Linked DNA regions of Homo sapiens: region 2 is linked to region 1. Evidence: chromatin loops called from intact Hi-C (ENCODE). Cell type or tissue: Calu3. All regions are shown on one strand. Links, peaks and the distances in the headings refer to the core of each region. The heading gives the core; the rest is flanking DNA. Region 1 overlaps LOC643339 (a long non-coding RNA gene). Region 2 overlaps LOC643339 (a long non-coding RNA gene).

Evidence for each region. Peaks named below come from ENCODE experiments on the same cell type or tissue, not always from the same donor. Only the 100,000 strongest peaks of a DNase experiment are listed, where the experiment ranks them.
Region 2: it touches region 1 in a loop (2.4-fold over the local background); 5 of 110 quality-filtered maps call a loop at or near these places.

What each region holds. Positions count from the first base shown.
Region 1 is chr12:93,139,658-93,151,275 of GRCh38, reverse strand. The region is part of intron 3 of LOC643339 (a long non-coding RNA gene); the gene reads left to right. Among named protein-coding and RNA genes, the nearest start is that of LINC02412, 29 kb to the left of the region's middle. RefSeq lists a silencer at 9,183-9,343. In Calu3, for the core only: no CTCF peak of the experiment used is centred there; DNase peaks (open chromatin) are centred at 4,765 and 5,865.
Region 2 is chr12:93,191,390-93,203,007 of GRCh38, reverse strand. All of the region lies in intron 3 of LOC643339 (a long non-coding RNA gene), which reads left to right. Among named protein-coding and RNA genes, the nearest start is that of LINC02412, 23 kb to the right of the region's middle. In Calu3, for the core only: no CTCF peak of the experiment used is centred there; a DNase peak (open chromatin) is centred at 4,697.

The DNA of each region.
Region 1 (11,618 bases), core at 1,519-9,518:
ACTTAACAAACATTTATTATGTAACTTCTCTGTGCCAGGCACTCTTCTAAGTGTGCCAAGAATACAGAGGTAGGTGAGGGAGATGAAATCCTTCCTCTCGCAGAACTTACCTTCCAAAGTTGGGAGACAGAAAATAAGAAATAATAAGAAAGCTTACAATGTTTGTAAGTAGTAGGAAGAAAATAAAAGTTGAGATTTAATTTGCTCTTCTAGCTCTTCCCTCTCATCTTAAGAGGCTTCCCTGGTGAGTAACTGGGTCTTTTATGGTCCTACGAGCAGGATAATGTGAATTCATATCTATTATGTAGACAGGCAAGTTGACAGACTCTGGAAATTTATTTGGGTAGGGAGGATGGGATTTTAAAACTTTGAGTATGAATGGATACATATGATTTAAACTCCTACCTGGGACTGTCACCTGTCATTGTCCACAAATACACTGTTTAATATTAATAATTAACTAATTTAAAAAAAAAACTATGGTGGGCACTCTTTAAACCAACTTCTACTTAAGAGATTCATAGAGGGAACCAGCATCCATTCCCTCTGTAAGGCTTGGGCTGGTGCTCAAAACACACTGAACAGAGCTGTCCATCTGTCCTCACTGATCCCTTTCTTCTTTGAGGAGTTGAGTTTTGTGCTTTATGAGAATCAGAATTGTTTGTTCCCTGACATATTTGTGCTGGTTTTACTTGTTATTAAAATTATGCTATTTACTTTAATATTACTTTAATAACATGAGGGTGAAGAGAGAGAGAATTATTAAAATGACATTTAAATGGAATGCTTTGGAAAGACTAATGTTAAATTAGTTAACAGTAAGAGATTAGGAAAAATAATAAACTCTACAGTATTTTGCTCATGAGTGTCTTTAAGTTCTGACCCCCTACAAAGAAAGAAAAGTTGGAAATGAAAAATGAGATCTTATGGGTGTGGTTTAGGCCAGAAAAGGTGGTATTGGACCCTTGCCAGTGAATCTATAGTGAGGGAAAGAACCATGGCCTTCCACCAGTTTGGTAAATACATTTATATTTATTTAATTTAAAATATAATGTTTATGGGCCAGGTGCGGTGGCTCACTCCTGTAATTGCAGCACTTTGCTAGGCTGAGGTGGGTAGATCACCTGAGGTCAGGAGTTCAAGACCATCCCGGCCAACATGGTGAAACTCCACCTCTACTAAAAAATACAAAAAAAATTAGCCGGGTGTGATGACGCATGCCTGTGATACCAGCTACTTGGGAGGCTGAGGCAGGAGAATCACTTGAACCCAGGAGATGGAGGTCGCAGTGAGCTGAGATCACACCACTGCACTCCAGCCTGGGAAACAGAGCAAGACTCCATCTTAAAAAGATTAAAAAATAAAATAAAATACAATGTTTATGAAACCACCTTTGCAAAGATTACAACAGTGAGAAAAGTCTAGTATGGCTGACTCCATCTTGCTTCTAGCCTCACAGGCTGGCTGTCCTCATTCATTCCCAGGTGTAGGCCAAGCTGTCCATGGGAGGAATTTAGTGTATAGTTTAACTTTGAAACAAGGATCATAATAGTACCTACCTAAAACTGATCCTCTCCTTGTTCAGGGGCTGAAACTGCCTTTGCAAGACTAATGAAAAGCCACATGATTAGGATTATGGAAGGGGCCTGGATTCTGCTAAGGTATAGGCAGAGTTTCTATCATCTCTTACTGCTAAGGAGTCATGTGGCCAGAGGTCACAAGATTTATGACTTCCCCAATTGCTCCTATAGATAACATCATTATTGTAGAACCTAAGATTGGTCTTTTGAGATGTCTTTCAGGGTTTTGCATTCTGGCAATCTACTAACCCCACCTGGACTTGTGACTCATGACTCAACCTGTCCTGTGGCCCTCACGCAGAGGCAGACTTAGCACATGAAGATAATTTTTTCACATTCCTCTGATTGCATCCCCAACCAGTCAGGAACACCCATTCTCTAGTCCCTGGCCCACCAAACTATCCTTGAACAACCTTAGCCTCTGAGCCTTCTGGGAGACCAACTTGAGTGATAACGCCAGTCCTTCCACTGGGCAGCCCTGCATTAACTAAACTCATCCTTTATTCCGATACCATGGTGTCAGTGAATTGATTTCTTCTGTGCATCAGGCGGGAAGAACCTGTCGACTGATTACATTTACAACATAAATGTATCCCCTTTTTTTTTTCTTGACTGACATTACTGATGAGCTCATTAATGAGCAGTTCTGATTGTGTTGAGTAAGATTTTCAGTGTTTTGTAAGGTATGTGCTAAGCGCAGCAGGTACTCATGATGCCTCCATTCAAGGAGCTCAGGAGTATTATCCTAATATGATTAGATAAAGAATTTATGTGCCTGACAATACTTCTTTTACCTGATCCAAATCTCCTTTCTCTCACGTGCATAGTGGAAGCATAGAAAATATTTTCACTTTTTGGCAGCACCTTTCCTTTGAGAATATCAAAGCTCTTACAGGGACAAATTTCTAAATAAGCAATAATGCTCATATTGCCCTAGGGAGGTGGATAGAGGTATTTATGATCCTCTTACCGAGGATGTTAGACCAGTGTTGAGTAGCTAACAAATACCTCCATGCTGACTCTCAGGAGAATTATGTTTCTGCTAATCTCCCTGCTGCATTGCGTCCTGTTCCCTCTTCTGAATAATTCCCAGTATTACTGAGAACTCTGTGAGCATGAAAAGAGCACTTGTCTGTGAGGCAGAACACACAGGCTCAGACCCTGGCTGTGCTACTAACTGTGGCACTGTGGACACTGTTGTCAGCCCCTCTGTGTGTGCCTCAGTGCCTTTATCTGTAAAATGGGAAAGTCAGTGCTTATGATACCAGAGACCCGATTGTGGTAAAGGAGTGTTTGTCAAAACAAATATGGACGTGGTAGCCGCAGATAGGGAGAGCAACAGTGGTCTGTAGGTCTCCTTCTCTTTCCTTTATTCCCATTTCAGAATTCCTGCTTTCTGTTATGATATTTTTGATCATGAGTCGATTTGTAGGTTCTGGTTTACACATTCATTATTGAGACCAGAAATGAAAGTGTTGCCTCAAATTCTCTGATTCTAGTTTAGCCCACCTACCAAACTTGATTATTTTCCAATGATGGTCCTAGACTCACAATAAGAAATGCAAGGAAAGGGTTGGATTACAGTTGGGATAATGATCTGTTCTGCTCTGAACTGCAAGACCCCATTAAGTGGTGTTTTCTAAAGGTTTGAGTAACTCATTTTTATCTCTTCACTTATTCATGAAGATACTGCTGATAACAGTAAAAGAAAAAAGTAAAATGTACTAAATTTCCAACAATAGGGAATTGCTCAGGTAAATGATGTTATGATGGAAGGCTACTAATAAAAGATGTAGATGAATATTTATTGGCATAGAAAGATAATTGTGGTAATTAAATGAAATATTAACTTCAAAAGGGCAAATGTACAACATAATTCCACCATTATTAAATATATGCATTTGAATCAAACTATCTGGAGGAATGTTCAGTGGATATCTCTGGGTGGCAGGATTACAAACATTTAAATCTTCCTTCCTTACACTTACCTGTATTTTCTAATTTTTTTGTAGTGGATACATATTGTTTTTGGCAAAAGAAAAAAACTGATTTAGGTTGTATAAAATCCTATTCCAAAAGCTATTTGTAGGAATGAAGAAAAACATTTTGAAAATAAGTAAGTGCCAACTCTAAAAAATTAATTAAGCAGGGAAAAAATTTTAAATAGCAAAAATGGTGGGAAGGAATACAAATAGAAATAAACATAAATAGCAAAAATGAATTTCATTCTTTTTTAAAAGGATAGAGTCATTTAATGACAAATGTTTGAAATAAACCAAGTATCAATCGCCAACCTGTTTCTTCTTAGCTGAATTCTACCTGAAAGTGCTTCTAAAAGGGACTCAGAGCCTGGGAAGTAAACAGGATACTTTGAAATGTCCAAATTAAATAATCATAAGTTGCAACCTAATCTGATTTTTTTCTTTTTTGAGTTGCAAAAATATCTCTTTAAAATAAATCAAGTTCTTAGACAGAGGGCAAATATATTTATCTTTCCAACCATAATAAAAGCTGTCAGTTGTCAAATGCCTTTTATGCACCCATGTGTCAGATACTTACAAGTCTTTCCTCAAATTCATTAAATTTAATGGTTGGTTTATTTAATCCTCACTGTTTTAGGAGATAGGTATTATTGTGTTCATGTTATAGTTGCTGAAAACCAAAACTCATACAAATTAAGTTTCTTTTCTAACTCTTAAGTAGTAGAACCACATGGCCTTTTTTAAAAATCAGGTAACAAATATTTATTAAATCTACTTTGTATTAGCATTGTGTGTCGTGTGCTAAGAATAATACCAATGAAAAATATACTGTGGTCCCACCGCTTAAAGAAGCTTATATTCTAGTTGAATGACATGAAGCAAAACATTGCAAAAGTGATGAATCTCACAAAATAGGAAACCCAGGATGTGAAGGGGCAGGTAATCTGGTTTGTGACATCTGTCCTGTGGTCAAGACATTTAAACTGAATTCTGAAGCATGAGTAGGAATTAACTAGGCAAAGAGTGGTCGTGGAAGATGATTTCTGGTAGAGGGAAGGGAATGTGCTGAGGCACTGAGATGACATTTTGCTATAGCAGTGTGCTACAACCAACTATCCACAACTCTAGTTTGAAACAATAAGCATTTATTCCTTCCACATGGGTCTGTGAGCCAGCTGCAACTGGTGGGGCTTGGCTGGACTCCAGGGTTCAGGTCTCCCTTGTGTGTTACTCATTCTGTGTTGACCAATAGCTTCCAGGAACATGTTTCTTACATAGCACATGACAGGAGCACAAGAGCCCAAATGGAATCACACAAGCACATTTAAGGCCTCTTAACATGTTCAGGAACACTTCATTGGCTAAAGGAGGCCACATGGCCCAGCCCAAAATCAGTGGGATGGGGAAAATATTTTACCCATAGCGGATGGTATTTTGGAAGAATGTAGATGAATGTGGATACATTATCTAATATAGGAAAGATGTGAAAAATTGTGAACAATGATTCAGTCAACCACATCTAGGTTTTTCAAGGAATCCATTGCCAATATGGCTAAAGAATAGTGAGCCAGGGAGTGACAGTACTAGTTGATTTTATAATTGTCTGTCCTGGAGAATTTCTTCTTCTTCTTCTTTTTTTTTTTTTTTTTGAGACTGAGTCTCACTCTGTCACCCAGGCTGGAGTGCAGTGGTACCATCTTGGCTCACTGCAACCTCTGCCTCCCAGGTTCAAGCGATTCTCCTGCCTCAGCCTCCCGAGTAGTTGGGATTACAGGCGTGCACCACCACACCCGGCTAATTTTTGTATTTTTAATAGAGATGGGGTTTCACCATGTTGGTCAGGCTGGTCTTGAACTTCTGACCTCGTGATCCACACGCCTCGGCCTCCCAAAGTGCTGAGATTACAGGCGTGAGCCACTGCACCCAGCCGGGAACTTCTTATTATAGAGAATATTTTATATATGTATAATTTATATATATAATATATATTTTATATATATATAAAATAAGCATTATACATATATAAGAAGCACAAAAATATGCTTACTTCAAAAATATATATATGTGCTTACTCAAAAAATATATATATATGCTAACTGCAAAAGCTAATAACTTATCGAACTTCTACTTGAACTTTATTCCCAAAGAGATGAACACACTGAAATAACATGATTAACCCACAAAGCTGATATAGTGTCCATTGACTTAAATGTTCCTCCTTAGTTATGTGCCAAGCATTGGGTCTCTGTGTAACAGTAGCACATTTAGAAACTTTGCCTCAGAGGCAATTAAACCAGCTAAACCAGATTTGAACCCCTGAGCAAACAGCATTAAATTTGGTTGCTGCTCATTCTCCTGGAATGAAGGTCAGCTATTTCATACGCAGTGAATAAGCCAAACCAATCATAAAACGTGAGGAAACATCTCATTTGGCTATTTTACCTCGTGAAATGTGATCTTCTATTTGGTCAGATCATTTTTGATAGTGTTAAAAGAATAGTTCAGTTTATTTTTACCCATTGCTCTACGGATACATTCATTTGCTTTGTAAGTCCTTAGGGCTAATGCCTGAATGAACAGGTGCGGGGACAGGAGTTGGCCAGATATAAACTTGCACAGTTCATGTGCTTAACAAGCACTGATTTTTTTTAACAAAAAGAAAATTCACTTAATACAGACAGCCAGTGCATTATTAGCTATCGTGGTATATTCTGCCACAGAAAACTATATTAGTTTCAATTGAGGTGATTTTTTTTTCTCTTACAGATAAAAGATTAAATAGAAATCACTGCCTCCATGATGCCTCTGTTCTGGAGCCTTTTTTTTTCTTCATCTATTAAAACCTCAATTTTATAATCTTCAGGATTTAAAATAGAATCTATTCGTTTTTCTGACAATACTTATTTCCCATAAAAATGAGATTTTTTTGTTAGCTAGCTCACAGTAAATTTTATTGCATGTGCCATTTCAAAGGAAATCAGAGGTTCTAATAAGTACAATGGATTTGGAACAGTTCCTTGCCCCTCATTTTTTCAGTTATGTAAGCCTCCTGCTTAGTTACATTATTGTATTTTATTACTCAGCTCACAAAGCTGCATTTAAGAAAGATTACAATTTTCTGGTTTCCTCTTCTGAGATACTTTGATTCATCTTCTTTGAATACAGCTTTATTTGTGTTTTCCTGCTGTTTAAGCCTGGGACCCTTTCACAAGTCAGCATACTTTGTATATTCCAAGTAACAGCACCATTAAGAGAGGACGATCCGTTACACATTCCCTAAGAGAAGATGCAAGAAATGGAAGGAAAAATACCTTGACTGTTAGAGACAGATGCACTCCCTAATTGCTTCCTGATGGTTACTTTTAAAGGAGCTATGGGAATCCACAGATGTGTGTCTGTTGAGGTGTCTGTCATTCAGTGAGTTTAAGAGGCATTGATTTCCATGAGTGAATCATGGGGCTTGATTACAGAGAACTGGTAGACCAAGCTCAGGTTTAATTCATGAGTTCTGTTCACAGGTCTGTCACTTCCCCTTGGGCTATTTTTGCACACCCAAGAAATGGATTTACTTAGTTTTTTCTTCTTATAAAAATGAGGTAACAATATTATCTTTACAGCAGCTTTTAAATGTTTAAATATGCCCAACCAAATAACATTTTTAGTTGTATTGCAATGTTAGTAAAATTAATGTGATGAATATTTCTTACCCAATTTCCCTCCCTCCCACAAAACTGACCTGTTTACCTAAACTGACCAAATTAACTGACTGTTTTGCCATGGTATAGACCCAAATTCTTAGTAGAATTACAACCCTAATTGATATGGTCATCTGGCTCTTACACCTTGAAAATGTTTAGACGTTTAATATCAGCTGATACAGTTTTCTTTAAAAATGATAGGATGATATCAGATCATCTTTTTCAGGATGGAATGAGATTTAAATGAAAATTCAGTGTTACTGAATTGAATCACGTAGTTTTATATATTTTGTTTATATATAAATCAGCTTGTTATAGTGAGAGAACTTGAAGCTTTAAAGACCTGAATATGAATTTTGATCCTTTCTAGTTTTTGATCCTCCAAAACCCAACCATATTGAATGTTAATTATAAAATGAGCCAATACCTGTTCTCCCTACTAATATGTGTTTATGAAACACAAATGGTGTAATGGGTATGGAAGTTATTTGAAAGTTGTAAAGGGTCACACAATGGGATTTAAAAGAAAATTTAGACACAACCTGCTTTCATTGTTACTGTTTAGCAACAGTTAACTGTTAATTGTTTTGTATATTGCCATTTCTGTGCTGCTGTTACACAGAGGCACAATGCTTGGCACATAACTAAGGAGGAACATTTAAGTCAATGGACACTTTATCAGCTTTGTGGGTTAATCATGTTATTTCAATATGTTCATCTCTTTGGGAATAAAGTTCAAGTAGAAGTTCGATAAGTTATTAGCTTTTGGAGTTAGCATATATATATATTTTTTTGAGTAAGCACATTTATATATTTTTTGAAGTAAGCGTATTTTTGTGCTTCTTATATATATATATAACGCTTACCCAGTTTCTGGGCAAGACAGGAAGATAAGAAAAAAGGAAAAGGAGAGAAAAAAGAAATAAAAGGTTGTATCAGCATATTTAATCAATAGACTAAATAGAATAAGAGACTTCAGCAGAGATGATGAATACCTGATCACTTTTAAACAATTGTTATTGTTTTTCTGTTTGTTTGTTTTGCTTTTTTTTTTTTTTTGAGACAGAGTTGCCTAGGCTGGAATGAAGTGGTGAGATCACAGCACACTGCAACCTTGAACTTTTGGGCTAAAGCAATCCTCCCACTTCAGCCTCCTGGATAGCTGGGACTACAGGTACCCACTACCATGCCTGGATAATTTTTAATTTTTTTTGTAGAAACAGGGTCTTACTATGTTACCCAGGCTGGCCTCAAACTCCTGGCCTCAAGTGATCCTCCAACCTCAGTCTTCCAAAGTGCTGGGATTACAGGCATCAGCCACTGTGCCTGGCCTAAGAATTATTATTCTTTATCAAAACCATCTCAAAAATATTTTTTAAAAAATAAGATATGATTCCCAAACTCTAAAGTATGTAGGAAATAACCTATCAAAGAACTTACCAAGAAAAATTTAAAACTCAGTTGTTGCTTTGAAGAGATCTGAATACATAGAAATATACACCACATCTTCGAAATATAAATATGTTAATTTCCCTCACAATTAACCTATACATTCAATGTAATTTCAGACAAAATTATTACAAGTCTTTTTTTTAGGACTTCAACATACTTACTCTAAAATTCATATGAAGGAATAAATGTTCATGATGCCTAAGTCATTTTGAAAAAGAAGAGCAAAGAGAAGGAACTCACCCTTCCATATAAAATCAGTATGGAACAAGAACATAGTAAAATACATCTAGGGAAAGAGCAAAGAGTGAGAGCCAGACCTGAGTCTACATAGGAACCTGCTTTGGGATAAACATGGCACCATCAATCAGTGGGGAAGGGATGGATTGCCTAAAACCTACTACTTGGTAGTGGAGAAACAGCTCATTCGTTCACTATCTCAAGCATATGCCAAAGAGGAATTCAGTGCAAAAGTAAAATTACAAAGCTAAAATATCAGAGGTGTTAAAGAAGGTACTCATTACACAAACCATAAGTTGAAATTATTGTTATTATTATCTTTTGAGATGGAGTCTCACTCTGTTGACCAGGCTGGAGTGCAGTGATGCCATCTCATCTCACTGCAGCCTTTGCCTTCTGGGTTCAAGCCATTCTCTTGCCTCAGCCTCCCCAGTAGCTGGGATTACAGACTTGTGCCACAATGGCCAGGTAATTTTGAATTTTTAGTAGAGACAGGGTTTCACCTTGTTGGCCAGACTAGTCTCAAACTCCTAACCTTAAATGATCTGCCCACCTCGGCTTCCCAAATTGTTGGGATTACAGGCATGAGCCACCATGCCTGGCCATAAGTTGAAAATTTGATAGAGTTGACTATATTTTAAAAATTAAAAATTCTGTAAAGGGTAGATACAACAAGCAAAGTTAACAAAAAGGTGACAGAGTGAGAAAAGATTTATAATATCTAAACCTATAAAGAATTAATATCTAGAACACACCAAGAAGACTCAAGGGATTTTTTTTTTTGTAAAATGGAGATAATAATAATTGTAGAAAGTGACATGCTCAGCACAGAGCCTGCAGTACAGTTAGCACATTGTTTGCTATTACTAGTTTATCTATTCTTATACTCTGTGACAAAACACATTTTGTGTGGAGCCATTATGTATGGACCCCAAATTTCTGGTTTCTGCATGGTCTTATGTTGCCAGCTTATGGAGTTACAGAGAAATGTATGTATGAATATCCGGTCAGTCTCAATATCCACAAACCCTGTTGACAAATGTCCCTAGATACTCCAGTGGTTAAAAGTGAGGAGAGTAACAGTGGCCATTCCTGTGACACAGAGGTGAAGAAAACACTGTGTTTGCCACTGTAGCTATAAAACCAACTACGATGACACCTGCCAGGTGACGTTGGGAGAAGAATATGTTTTGTGGCTTGAGGTGTGAATCTTGTGACTGTCATATTCCATCCTGCCTGAGGCTGTGCCCCAAGGGGGCTGTGCCCGGAGATGGAGAGGCTGGGCAAAGCTGCTTCCCAGGCCTTAGATCTTTGTCCAGGTGTTGCGCGTGGCTGTGGTAGGTGGGAGGGCTGAGCGGGCCAGCCACTTTTTGCTGGATTTACTGGGGACTCACTCCCATACCCAAGGGCAGATTGGCTATAGAGAGGTGGTTTGCTCACTGCCAACCAAACCTGCTCTCTGAAAGCAGAGCTTTGTCTTTTTCTGCTTTATGACCTCAGCTTTGGAGAAGGCTTTGGCTCCCCAAGTGTGGCCCAAAAACTTGGATGATGATGCACGGGGTAGAAGGCAACAAACGAGCTGCCCTTGGTGGCAGTGACCTGAGCTGGGTCCACTCCTTGGGCTTGGGTGATGAATACAAAAAGTCAGCCAAGACCATCCTGCTGATAGGGAAAGAAGGACTCATGATAACCCTGTACCAGGTACTGCCACACAGACTTTCTCCTTCAATCCTCTGCAAACTTGTGAAACTCTTATCTGTTTTACAGATACAAAAACTGCAGCTCAGAAAGGGCAAATGGTCTGTCCAAAGGTACCCAGTTTAGAAGTGACCCACTGGAATTTGAACCCTAGGTCTGTTGAACTCTGAAATTTATGATGTTTTGTTTTGTCTTGTTGTTTTTTTTTTTTTTTTTCCCACTTCACCACTCTTTATATCTGCAGAGTGCAGTAGGGAGTAGGTGGAGGTGGGATGAATACCATGATAGGCCCCCGTGAACCCAAATCTGTGGCTTGATGGACTCCAGGGAAGAATGTATAGCTAGTCCCATCCTTGTCTGATCTTGGCAGATGCTTCAGTGAGGTTATAGAAAGCTAATTCCACTTCCCAGTGCTCCATTTGAACATGTGCTCCTATGCTCAGCTGGTTTTAGGTGTGGCTTTGGTTTCTGAGCAGAAACTCTCTTTCCATGAAATAATGACATCCTTAAGGTGTTGTGCTTTGCTTGTCGTTCAGAGAAGACAGCACTTCCAGGAAATGCACTATACAATATGGATGGATCCCCTGTCCAGAGAGGAAACCAGGCGCACCCTTCACTACAGGAAAGAACTTGCTCCCTGACCTGCCAGCCAGGTGGAATTTCATTTCTTTGTGCTCTCGGGATCTGGTGCTTTGAAGAACTGGCTTCATTAGCCACTAACAGAGATGCACTTGTCAAAACATCAGCAACTGACTTTTTTGTGTGTGCTTAAGAGATCACAGATATTTTTGTACTGGTGCTATCAGAGGTTGGAAGGATTGCTATAGCTACATGTTCTTGCCCCTCTCTCTAAGGTCTATGGCAATGAGTAGCAATGATAATAATTATGATAGTGATAATAGCAAACCATTCACTATATGTTTTGTGCTGGGCACTGTAGTAAGTTCATTTTATGTTCAAAACAACCTTCT
Region 2 (11,618 bases), core at 1,264-9,263, 52 kb before region 1:
ATTATGGAAGCCCAGTACGTACTACAAAAGATGTCTGAAACCAGGAACTGAAAAGTCAGGGCCTGAGCCCACCCACCCTCCTCCCTTCCTCATGCCCTTCCCTGCTTCCTTCCTTCCTTCCTTCCTTCCTTCCTTCCTTCCTCCCTCCCTCCTCCCTTCCTCCCTTCCTTCCTTCCTTCCTTCCTACCTTCCTTGCTTCCTTCCTTCCCTCCTTCTTCCTTCCTTCCACAGATACCTATCAAGCATCTCCTATGAGCCAAGTACTGTAGATACAGTAAAGAACTAATCAGAGAGACCTCCTGTCAAAGAGCTTATATCCTCATAGAAGGAGATAGGTGATAAGCTAGTCAAAGTCAAATAAAAATAAGTTTCTTATAAGTAGAGTGATCATAAAATTTGTTTCCTACTTCTTTTTCTGCGACAGGGTCTTGCTCTGTCACCAGGCTGGAGTTCATTGGTGTGATCTCAGCTCACTGCAGCCTCAAACTCCCTGGCTCAAGGGATCCTCCCACTCAGCCTCCCAAGTAGCTGGGACTACAAGCATGTGCCACCATACCCAGCTAATTTTTGTATTTTTTGTACAGACGAGGTTTCACCATGTTGCCCAGGATGGTCTTGAACTCCTGGGCTCAAGCAATCCTCCTACCCTGGCCCTCCAAAGTGCTGGGATTACAGGCATGAGCCACCGTGTCCAGCCTTGTTGCCTACTTTTGAGAGTGAATGAGGTGCTATTAATAGTCATGCTTGACAATAAGAGTAAACCTGTCCAGGACACACTGGAAATGTCATGGGCAAAAGACTATGGCGAGAATTAGAGTAGAGTCATGTGGCGAGGGCTGGGTGGCTACTTGACACAGGTGATAAGAGATGTCCTTATATAAGCTGAGACCTGAGTGACAAGAAGGAGCCAAGCATAGGAAGATGACAGGAATGAGCCTCCTAGGTAGAGAGAACGACTAGAATAAGGGCTCCCAGGGAAGAACGAAGGTGGCTGGTGTGCACGGACAGGGAGAGCCTGGCTGGAAATGAGACCAGAGGCATAGGCAGGAGCCATGTGAAAGCAGTCTTAAGAAGGAGTTTGGCTTTGTTCAGAGCATGATGGGAAGCCACGGGAAGGTTTTCACAAAGAAATGACATGTTCTGCTTTACTTTTTGAAAAGACCATTCTGGGCCAGGTGCAGTGGCTCATGTCTGTAATCCCAGCACTTTTGGAGGCTGAAGCAGGTGGGTAGCTTGAGGCCAGGAGTTCGAGACCAGACAGGGCAACATGGTGAAACCCTGTCTCTACAAAAAATACAAAAATTAGCTGGGTGTGGTGGCACATGCCTGTAGTCCCAGGTACTCGGGAGGCTGAAGAGGGAGGATTGCTTGAGCCCAGGAGGTCGAGGCTGGGGTGAGCCATGATTGTGCCACTGCACTCAGCCTGGACAATAGAATGAGACCCTGTCAAAAAACAAACAAACAAACAAACAAAAAAAAACAAAAAAAACACTTTGTGTTTTTTTAATTGGAATTTTTATTGATTTTTTCCTTAGATGTGGTTATTTTTAAAGTTCCTATCTTTAAGAGACGCAAACATATGCAAAATCAGATCATTTATAGACCAAATGGTGTAATATCTGAGATTTACCTCAAAATTAGAGATAGAGGTGAATGACATTGGCCATGATTGGATGCTTGTTAATGGTGGGTAGTGGGGGTTTTGATTTACTGTTCTTTTTACTTCTATATATGCTTGAAATTTTTAAATAATGAGATGTTGCAAAAAAAAAAAAAAAAGAAAGTATCTCTGGTTGCAACTGTGTGGAGACTGTGTTTTAGAGGGACAAAGAGCAGGCAGACCAGTTAAGAAAAGCAGAATCTATCTGAGATATGGTGATGGGCAGGGTTAGGTTGGTTGTAGTATAGACAGGAGAAGTGGATGGATTTGGGATACATTTTGTAGCTGGAGCCAACAAGACCTACTGATAGATGAGTGGGGTGAGGATGCAAGAGGGGTCTATAGTAACCCTTCACTTTTTAGGTTGGCAACTAGCTGGATTAAGATGTTACTGACCAAGATAGGGAAGATATAGGAAGAGCAAGTTGGGGAATAGAGGAAGAAAAGTTCTCTTTTGGCCACGTTCAGCTTCACATACCTATTAGACATTCATGAGGAAATGTGAAGTTGGCAAGTCTGGCGTTGTGCACAGAGGACTGGGGTGTCATAGACACCTGTCATGAGCTACTCCAGGTGCTCTCAGGCTCACGTGCCTCAGGGGCCTTGCAGATTTGTTCTGCCTCTGTGGCTGGCTCTGTGTTGCTCCCACTGACCTTTTGTGGGTGTCACTTTCCATCTCGGGGATTTCTTATTGATGACAGAAACGTGCTCAATGCCTCTGTAGAAGTGACTGAGAAGTGAGGAGGAGTTAACACCCTGTGGAGTAAACTTTTGACCATTGGGGAATGGGAGCTGGTGGATAAATTCCTCCCTCTTCCTCTCCTTGGACAGCCAGTGCTCAGATGTGGTCATTCCTGTGGTCTCTTGGACGAAAAGTCCTGGGACATGGAGTAACTGGCCATGCATGATCCTGAGAGAAAGCCAGCTCAGGGATGCAACATTGTGTTTGTTTTCCTTCCTTTCCTGCCTCACTCTCCCTTCCCTCAATATTTGGAGAACAAGAGAAGATGGACACAGTAAAGGCGATGGAAAAGGAGGCAGAAAAGGAGAAGGAAGGCCAGGAGAAGGGAGTGTCATGCAAATCTTGCATGGGAGAAAATGATCATCATTTTGTCAAATGCTGCAGGCCATCCAAGTGAGAAAGGACTAGTGTGTGATCCTTAGATTAGGCAAACATCAAAGCCATTAGTAACCTTAATGACACCAGTCTTCATGGGGTCGTGAAAGTTGATCATATGAATTGGGTCATTCTTGTCATGCTCAACTTGCTCTAGAAATGTTACTTTCTGCAAGCCCAGCAGCTGAAACTGCTGGTTGTAACCTGAAACCAGTTTTATCTACAGCTGCTAAGATAACTTGCTGCAATTCTAGGACTAACTTTGCCCACCACCCTCGCCCACCAATTGGAGCTTGCCAGCTCCCCAAATCTTTGCTAATCACAATGAACTTTCTTTCAGGACCACACATAACAATCCTCTCTCTTTTTTATAAAATCCCCAACCTTCTATTTGTTCTTTGGACATACCAAAAACCAACCAGACTGTGTGTACACCCCACATTGGGATCCTTTCTTGCCAAAGAAAACATTACTTGTAGAGATTTGTCTCTATATTTTAATTTTGACTTCAACAAGGTGATTGGGAAAGAAGCTTGGCTAAAGTGGACTGAAGACAGAATAGAAAATTTTTTAAAATGTGAAGGTGGTAAATAGAGACAACTCTTTGCTTTGAAGAGGAGCAGAAAATGAAGTGGAGGCTAGAAGAAAATGTGTGGAAAAGGGAGGTTGTTTGTGTGTGTTTTTGTTTGTTTGTTTGTTTTAAGATGGAGTCTCTCTCTGTCACCCAGGCTGGAGTGCAGTGGCACGATTTTGGCTCACTGCAACCTCCACCTCTAGGGTTCAAGCGATTCTCCTGCCTCAGCCTACTGAGTAGCTGGGTTTACAGGCTTGTGCTACCACACTTGGCTAATTTTTGTATTTTTAGTAGAGATGGGGTTTCACCATGTTGGCCAGGCTGGTCTCTAACTCCTGGCCTCAAGTGATCCACCTGCCTCAGCCTCCCAAAGTGCTGGGATTACAGGCATGAGCCATGGTGCCCAGCTGGAGGTTGTTTTTAAAAGATGGGCAGTATTACTCTATGTTCATGGGAATAATCCATGAGGGGGCATAATTATGACAGAGGAGTCCCGGAGAAGGCAATAAGGAATACAATTCAGGACTCAAAGGAAGGGTAGGGCGGGCATGGGTGGGCTGGGGTTTCAAGAGAGGAGAATGTTCATTTTGGAAATGGGGAGACAAATGTACTAGGCATGTGTGATAGATTCACTGGGCGGTGTTGAGACGGGGCTGTGACGGGTCCACCTGGGCTCGTGTCTGTCTCTCATCTCATCTCTCACTGAGGCTGCTTTATTCTGCTCAGCCAAGACTGGCTTTTCCTCCTGGCCTTTCTACTGCTCTAAGTTCAAGAACCTTCAAGAGCAGGAATTGCTAAATACCAGTCTCTAGGAGAGAATCTAGGAAAGATGCCCTAACAGGCGTCTACTGTTGGTGCTGTCAGCTTTGTCAGGGAAGTGGGGTCGGGAGTGGGGTGCACTTGTGAAAGAACGGGGCATGGATAAGGCAGGTGCCTCCAAGAGGTGTTTATGGGTGCGACCATAACCTTCCTCGCCTTCTGCAGGTCCTGCTCATTAGAAGGGCCAGAGGAACAGACTGGATGCATTTAGCCGAGTTCATTTTCCCCGCTTGAGGACATCCTTGCTATAGGCATAGTGATCCTAGTCAGACTGTGTTCTGATTTTTACTTTAGAACATTTCCTCTCTACAGCTGCAGGGAAACATCTTCCTTTATTAAACTCAATCATTTTAAAGAGTTTGTGTAGGAGGAATAACAAATAGAGACAGTGTGTGCGTTTTCTTCCTGTGAGTGGTATGTTGGCTCCTGGTTCTTTCTGAATGCCGGAGGACCAACACCTTTCTGTGGGGGAGGAGTTTTGTGCAGTGACTTGCTCGTTGGAGCAGATGAGTCAATGGCCATTAGGGCAGTGTGCTGGGCAGTCTGTTGGGGTTGTGCCCCTGGCAGCATGGGGGCAGAGGAGTTCAGAGCTTAGTGAGTCAGTGTTCTGGCCTTTACTAGCAAGTGTCTGGCTACTGTATCATCCGGGGTTGCCTTGTTCTTCCTATCTTTGTTAGGAACTCAGGCTTGAAGTCAGATCTGGTTCAGATTCTCTTTCTGCCATCTACTATCAGAGTGGTCACAGGACATTACTGATGCACACCTTCCTTCTGGGGTTCTTGGGAAGAGTAAATGAGTTTGGGTGTGTAGAGCATTCAGCAAGGTGCCTGGCACAAACTGGACCTGGCACACACAATAATGGTTAGCATTTGTAGAAGGATCTATTGGCATAAAATGGGGTAATCAGATGTCCAGTGTAATGTATGCTCTAGAGAGAGAAGGAAAAGCCATTTAGGGAATGAGGTAAGACTGGGACTGGGGAATAGAGGAGCATCACATGGAACATGGAATTATGGAACTTTAGTTATGGAGGGAGATTTTGGTTCACATCTTAAATTAGCTGCTTGGGTCCTTGGGGAAGTTACATTGTTAAGCCTCACTTTCCCACCTAGGAAATGGGAATAATAATGTTTACCTCATGAGGTTTTTGTAAGGAACAGATTAATAAACCACTAAGCACAAGGCCTGACATATAGTAGATAGTCATTAGAGAGCAGCTCTGATCTTTAATAATAGCAGACAGGCGTCACCACTCCCATAATGGAGGCAGTGTAGCTGAGTGGGGAAGAGTGGCCTCTGCATTCCTGAAATTGCACCAAGTTAGTAATTATCCACTTTACAACAGCAGAGGTTGACTCTGCCCAAATCTCAGTCCTGATGATTCAACAAAGGTTGCTAGATTTGACATAACAAGGGCCTCTTTCAAGTCATGAATAATCTTGGACACTAATCTTAGAAGCTCCATTTTTTCATTTTGCTTGGGACATCTCACCCTGCTATGAAGAGCCATATACTTACTAAATTCTCATCTTCAAAAATGCCTTTTTTTTTAAGCCTCTTTGAATCTGATCACTCAGGCTTGGTAAAATCCCTGTCCTTGAGTTTATTCAAAGTTCATGGGAACAGCATCTCATTGTATCATTCTTGCCAAAATTGCTTAAGCAGAATTGAATCACAAGGAAACAATCACATAAAACCAGATTAGGGCACATTCTGCCAGACAACTGCCCTAAACTCTTCAAAAAACTTGAAAGGACAGAGCAAAACCAAAAAGGCAGGGCTGGAGGTAGGTAGAATTAGATTAAAAGAGACTAAATGTACATGATAACTAAATGCAATGCATGAATCTTGAATGAATACAGATAGGCACTCCCCTAAAAAAACCCAACTGTAAAATACATTATAGAACAACTGGGGAAATGTGATTGTGGACTGTATATTAGATAATGTTATTGAATCAAAGGAAAGTTTCTTGGGTATGACAATGATATTATAACTATGTAGGAAAGTATCCTTTTTTTTAGGACAAATAAGAGTAAGTATTTAAGGGTATAGCATCATGATTCCTGCAACTTACTTTCAAATGGTTCAATAACACACACACATACACACACAGACACACGCTGGGTGTGTGGCACATGCCTGTAGTCTTAGCTACTCAGGAAGGTGAAGATCATGGATCTTTTGAGCTCAGGAGTTTGGGACTGTAGTGAGCCATGCTTGGGGCTCTGAATTGCCACTACACTCCAGCCTGGGCAATATAGCAAGACCCTGTTTCTATATTTGTAAGCACACACATACAGATATGTAAAGAGGTAGAAAATGTTCTTTGGGACATGACAAATGTTAACAACTGATTAATCTTTGTGAAAGGTTTATGGGTGTTCATTGAACTGTGCTTTCAACTTTTCTGTAGGCTTGAAAATTTTCAAAATAAAAAGTTGGGGTGGGGGGAAATCTTCATGGAAAAAAACTAGCTAACCAATCTGCATGTCTTTTTCTAGCAAACATTCTGTTCAGTGAGGAGCCCTTGATGCAAACTCACAAAGACACCAGGGCGCTGTTCTCCTTTTGAGACGAATGGCTCCCACAACCTATAAAAGGTAGTGGGGTATATAAACTCTTGGTCAATTCTCACATTGGGGAATCCTCAGTTCTTTACAATCCTGCAGCTGAAAGGCTGGATTGAGAGGGAGCTGTGGAGGGAGGGCTTGCTCACAAAAGGAAACAGTAACATGAACATGCATTTGAGAGAGCAACCATTTAGAAAACCTTAAGGAAGTCAAAGTCTCTTGGGCCCGTTAAGCATTTGTGCATACTTAGTAAGAATCTGTCTGCCTATGTGACGAAGAATCAAAATTCTAGGGTAAAAAGTGTCCTGAAATTTTCACCTGGAATTTCTGGGGAGAAATTTAGTTTTAGACTTCATGTTACATTAATTATATATCTCAGGGAGAAGAGATTTCTTTTCAAGAATGGATTTATTAAAGTCAGATGGATCCACGGTTCATTCCACTTGGAGCATAATTACCATGTTCTAAAGCAGTTTGAGTTCTTAATGACTTGACTCCTTCATATCCAGCAGTGTCAAATTTAAAACCGACCACACGAAATGTTGGGGGCAAAAAGTAGTCCAGTAAACAAACTTATTAATAGAAATGAAATCCCACAGGGAACACAGACACACACAAGTCAGTGGGATATTAAATTCCTGTGATAAGTTAACACGGATTAAGCAAAACTTTTTATAGTGCAAGCTCTTAGTATCAAATTTTGAAGCACAGCAACATCTAATAATATAATTATTTATATTAACTATTTCTAATAAGTGGCAAATAATTCTAAAAAGATATGTTGAAAGAAAAACATTGATTCACTCAGTAAATAATTATTGGACACCTATTCTGTTCCCGATTTAGGAACAAACACCTTCTTGGAGTCTTCTCTCCACTGGCAAGGTAAACTTACACAAATTATTACGTGATGAATTCCAATAGCAGTAAGTGCCATAAAAGAGTAGTTTGTAGATATGACCATCTGCAATAGTGTAGATTTTGTAAACTTTAGTAATTACAAAACATTTTCATCAAAGTTTGAAGTCTCTTTTAATATATTTCAATTTTTTTCTGGATTTTTTTGTTTTACAAAGGTTATGTGGAGATTTAAGTAAATTTCTGAGATCACTTCTTAAATACTGATGGTTGGAACTTTTATATTCTTTTTTAGGTCACCAAACTCAATACTCCCAGATAGGATGAACAACAAGATTGATACCTATCCATGTGATGGTGGGCGGGAAGGATGCGTGGGACATTGCTCACTGTCCTCCTTGCCATCAGCGTAGTGGTAGAGATTATTGCTGGGGAGTGATGATTATCTGGGCCAGTGGCGTGGAGGTAAAAGAATTTACCAAGACAGTTGTAGATAAAGAAAGGTAAATTTATTAGAGAAAGTATGAAAATACATTGCAAGAAAGCAACGGGCAAATCAGCAGAACAGAAGCTGACTGCCAGGAGACAAAGGCTTGCTGGAGATTTTATAGGACGGTTTTGGGCTGCAGAATGCTACGTGCAGTACTGCTAATACCAAGTTTGCAGGGAGCTAACTTGCATTTTTTGTATTAGCTGAGGGTCTGGTGATAGCTGGACACAGGAAGATTATGAATTATTTGCACAGGAGGTCTGTATGTCCTGGACCATGAAGAAAGGCAGACTTATAGTGTATTTGCCTTTTTTTGTTGCTTTTCCCTGCTCCCACCAGCCTGTCTTTTTCTTTAATTGAGACTCCACAGTGATCAGTGATTTCAGGTACCAACAGTAGAGTTAGATTCTTGAGTTAAGGTCCAGGCTCTGTCAATTGGTATTTGTGTGATCTTGGTCAAGTTCCTCAACTTTTTTCTAAGCCCATTTCCTTGACTATAAATAGGGTTAGTAACAGGATAGCCCTCTGATATGGTTTGGCTCTGTGTCCCCACCCAAATCTCATCTAGTAGCTCCCATAATTCCCATATGTTGTGGGAGGGACCTGGTGGGAGATGGTTGAATCATCGGGCGGTCTTTCTGGTGCTATTCTCATGATAGTCAATGGGTCTCAGGAGAGCTGATGGTTTTTAAAACAGGAGTTTCTCGGCACAAGCTCTCTTCTCTTGTCTGCCACCTTGTGAGATGTGCCTTTCACTTTCCACCATGACTATGAGGCCTCCCCAGCCACATGAAACTGTAAATCCAATAAATCTCTCTCTTTTGTAAATTGCCCAGTCTTGGATATGTCTTTATCAGCAGCATGAAAATAGACTAATACACCCTCCAACATTAAAAGAAAATTCTAAATAAAATGATGTGGGCAAAGCATTTGATGCAAAGTAAGTCCTCCATAGATTTTAACTATGTTATGGTTACGTTAATTATCACTATTAGGTTGTCTGATCATTCGTAACCTTACCTATTCTGGACAGGCTCCTTGGCTTTTTATTCTTATTTCCCAAGCTGAATGCTGGCAGATCTCTGATTTCACACCAAATGTATTCATCTTCTAGCCTTGTATGTGTGGTGATCAGGTTGGGCATTTATTCTCCTAGAGGTCAGAAAATATAAAATTCTACCTGCAGTATGAAAACCCAAATTTGGTATGGGAAATGAAGCTTAAATTTATCAGAGATTAATAGAGGAAAGTGTAAATTGTTTAAAAGGCAAATGTAAGAAGTTGAGAACTGTCTTTCTCTGGAGTGAACATCTGCTTAGTAGATTGACATGCTTGTGAGACCAACTAAGTATTAGCTACTTCCTTTTTAGAGATAGGATCTTGTTCTATGTGTGCCACCATGACTGGCTAATTTATATTTTAGAGATGAGAGTCTCACTATATTGACTGGGCTAGTCTCAAACTCCTGACCTCAAGCCATCCTTCTGCCTCAGCCACCCAAGTAGCTGGGATTACAGGTGCAAGCCACTGCACCCAGCCTAGTACTAGTCCTAGGTTTACTGGGAATTTTTCTAGTGATTCTGAGAAACCTACATCTTTGTGCTTTTATTTTTTCAGTGTGACAGGGACAGTTACTTCCCCCAATATTTATTTATTTTTTATTTTTTTAAGACAATGCTTATTTTTCAACTGGATCTACAGCTACTCAGAATAAAGACTACATTTCCCAGCCTCCCTTGCAGCTAGATGTGGTCATGTGACTAAGTTCTGGCCCAAGAAATACAGCCTTTTTGAAAGGGAAGATATGCTCTCCTTCCTTTCCTTATTCTATCAGCTGGGATGCAGATGCTGCGGTGAGCTACATGGACCATGCAGATGGAGATAACACTCTAAGAAGGGTGGAAGGAACTTGGGGTTGTGATACCACAGAGCAGCCATGTTATATGAGAGAAAAACAAACTTCTATTTTGTTTAAGTTATGGTCACTCAGTCTCCTTTACTGCAATGGTATTTATATCCTAAATAATACAGGCAGGAATGAGGTTGGCAGCAGAAGTCTCCCACTCCCCAAATCTTCTTCCTTGTGGCTTGGGTCCTGGAAAAATGCTGACTTATTTGTGTTTGTGTGTGTTGTGTTTTTCTGTGTGTAGGAATTCACTCATTTATTATATCCAGTGTTTATATTGAGTGCCAGGCACCTTACCCACCACACACACGTCTATGTATATCTATATGTCAATTTTAATTCCTGCTTTTAATGAACATACTGTCTAGAATCTGAAAATCTAGAGTATAAGAAGCACTGTATGGCCAAGCGAACAAGATAATGGATACCAGAAAATGTTAGAAAATGTCATGGCCACCACTTTTCTTCTTAATCCATGAGTAATGTGTGAAAGTAAAAAGATGGTCTCCAGAAAGACAAAAGATGTAAGTTGACTTCATTCCATGTTCTCCAGTGTATACAGTGTATACAGAATACCCTCCACCCAGGCTGGTGTGGCAGGGTTCAAGGACCTCCTTTGGTTCTGTGTCAGGTTGCCCCCTCTGTTGTCTTCTGGCTCTGTGAAGATACCCCCACCTCCTCCCATGTGATGCCCGTGCTCCGGAGACCTCTGTCATTTTGTAAGCCTGGTTTCCCCTCAACCCTGTGTGAGGCAGGCAGCCAGCATCACTGCCCTAGTTTCATGGATAGAGCAACCGAGTCATTTTTCTATTGTTACTGGACAAAGGTACCGAGTGAGTCATTATAAAGTCCTAGAATCAGATCCTAATTCTTGTTCCTGGCATCATTCACGGACCTGAATTCCACCAAAGGTTCAAGAGGATACTGGCCACTGACCAGCTCAGAGAAGAACGCATTTGCGTGTGACTGAGTCAAAAATAAGGATTAACTCTGTCTTGACACTTGCAGGCTTGAAAAAGAAAGCGGGGGAATATGTGCATGAGTAACATCATCATCTCATCATACCGGGATTCTCAACCTCTCTCAAAATGTTTTGAGAATTCCCTGGCACATGATTTCCTTAGTACTAAATTTTTAAATTAAAAAAGTATCTTATTTGCCATTGAAGCAATCAATTTTCTTCATCTTACAACAGAATCATTTATGTGAATTTGGATCCAAGAGGAAAATAAATTTATTTCCTTCTTTTTGCAAGAGAATCTTTGAAGTATCTGGCAGAGAAAAAAAAATGAGCTTGCTCATGAAATAAAATTAGAAACACAAACCATTCCAAACACAAGCTGTTCATATTTAGTAGGATGATGCTTTTTATGTAGCATTTTCTGAATAGCTTCGAATTTCCTAATTTTTTTTCCTTTCCTTGTGTTTTTCTTTGTCTCACATGTCACCCTATTTATTCATTCCCTCACCGACCTTTCCAGCTAAGGAGGAGAGAGGCACAAGGTATATCTGCAGAAGTAACCATGGATTTAAAAGTAGCTACAGCATCAATTTAAAGGCAAGTTACAGCTTTAGTACATTAAACTTGGTGACTTTATCCTTTGCTTCATAGCTGTAGGAG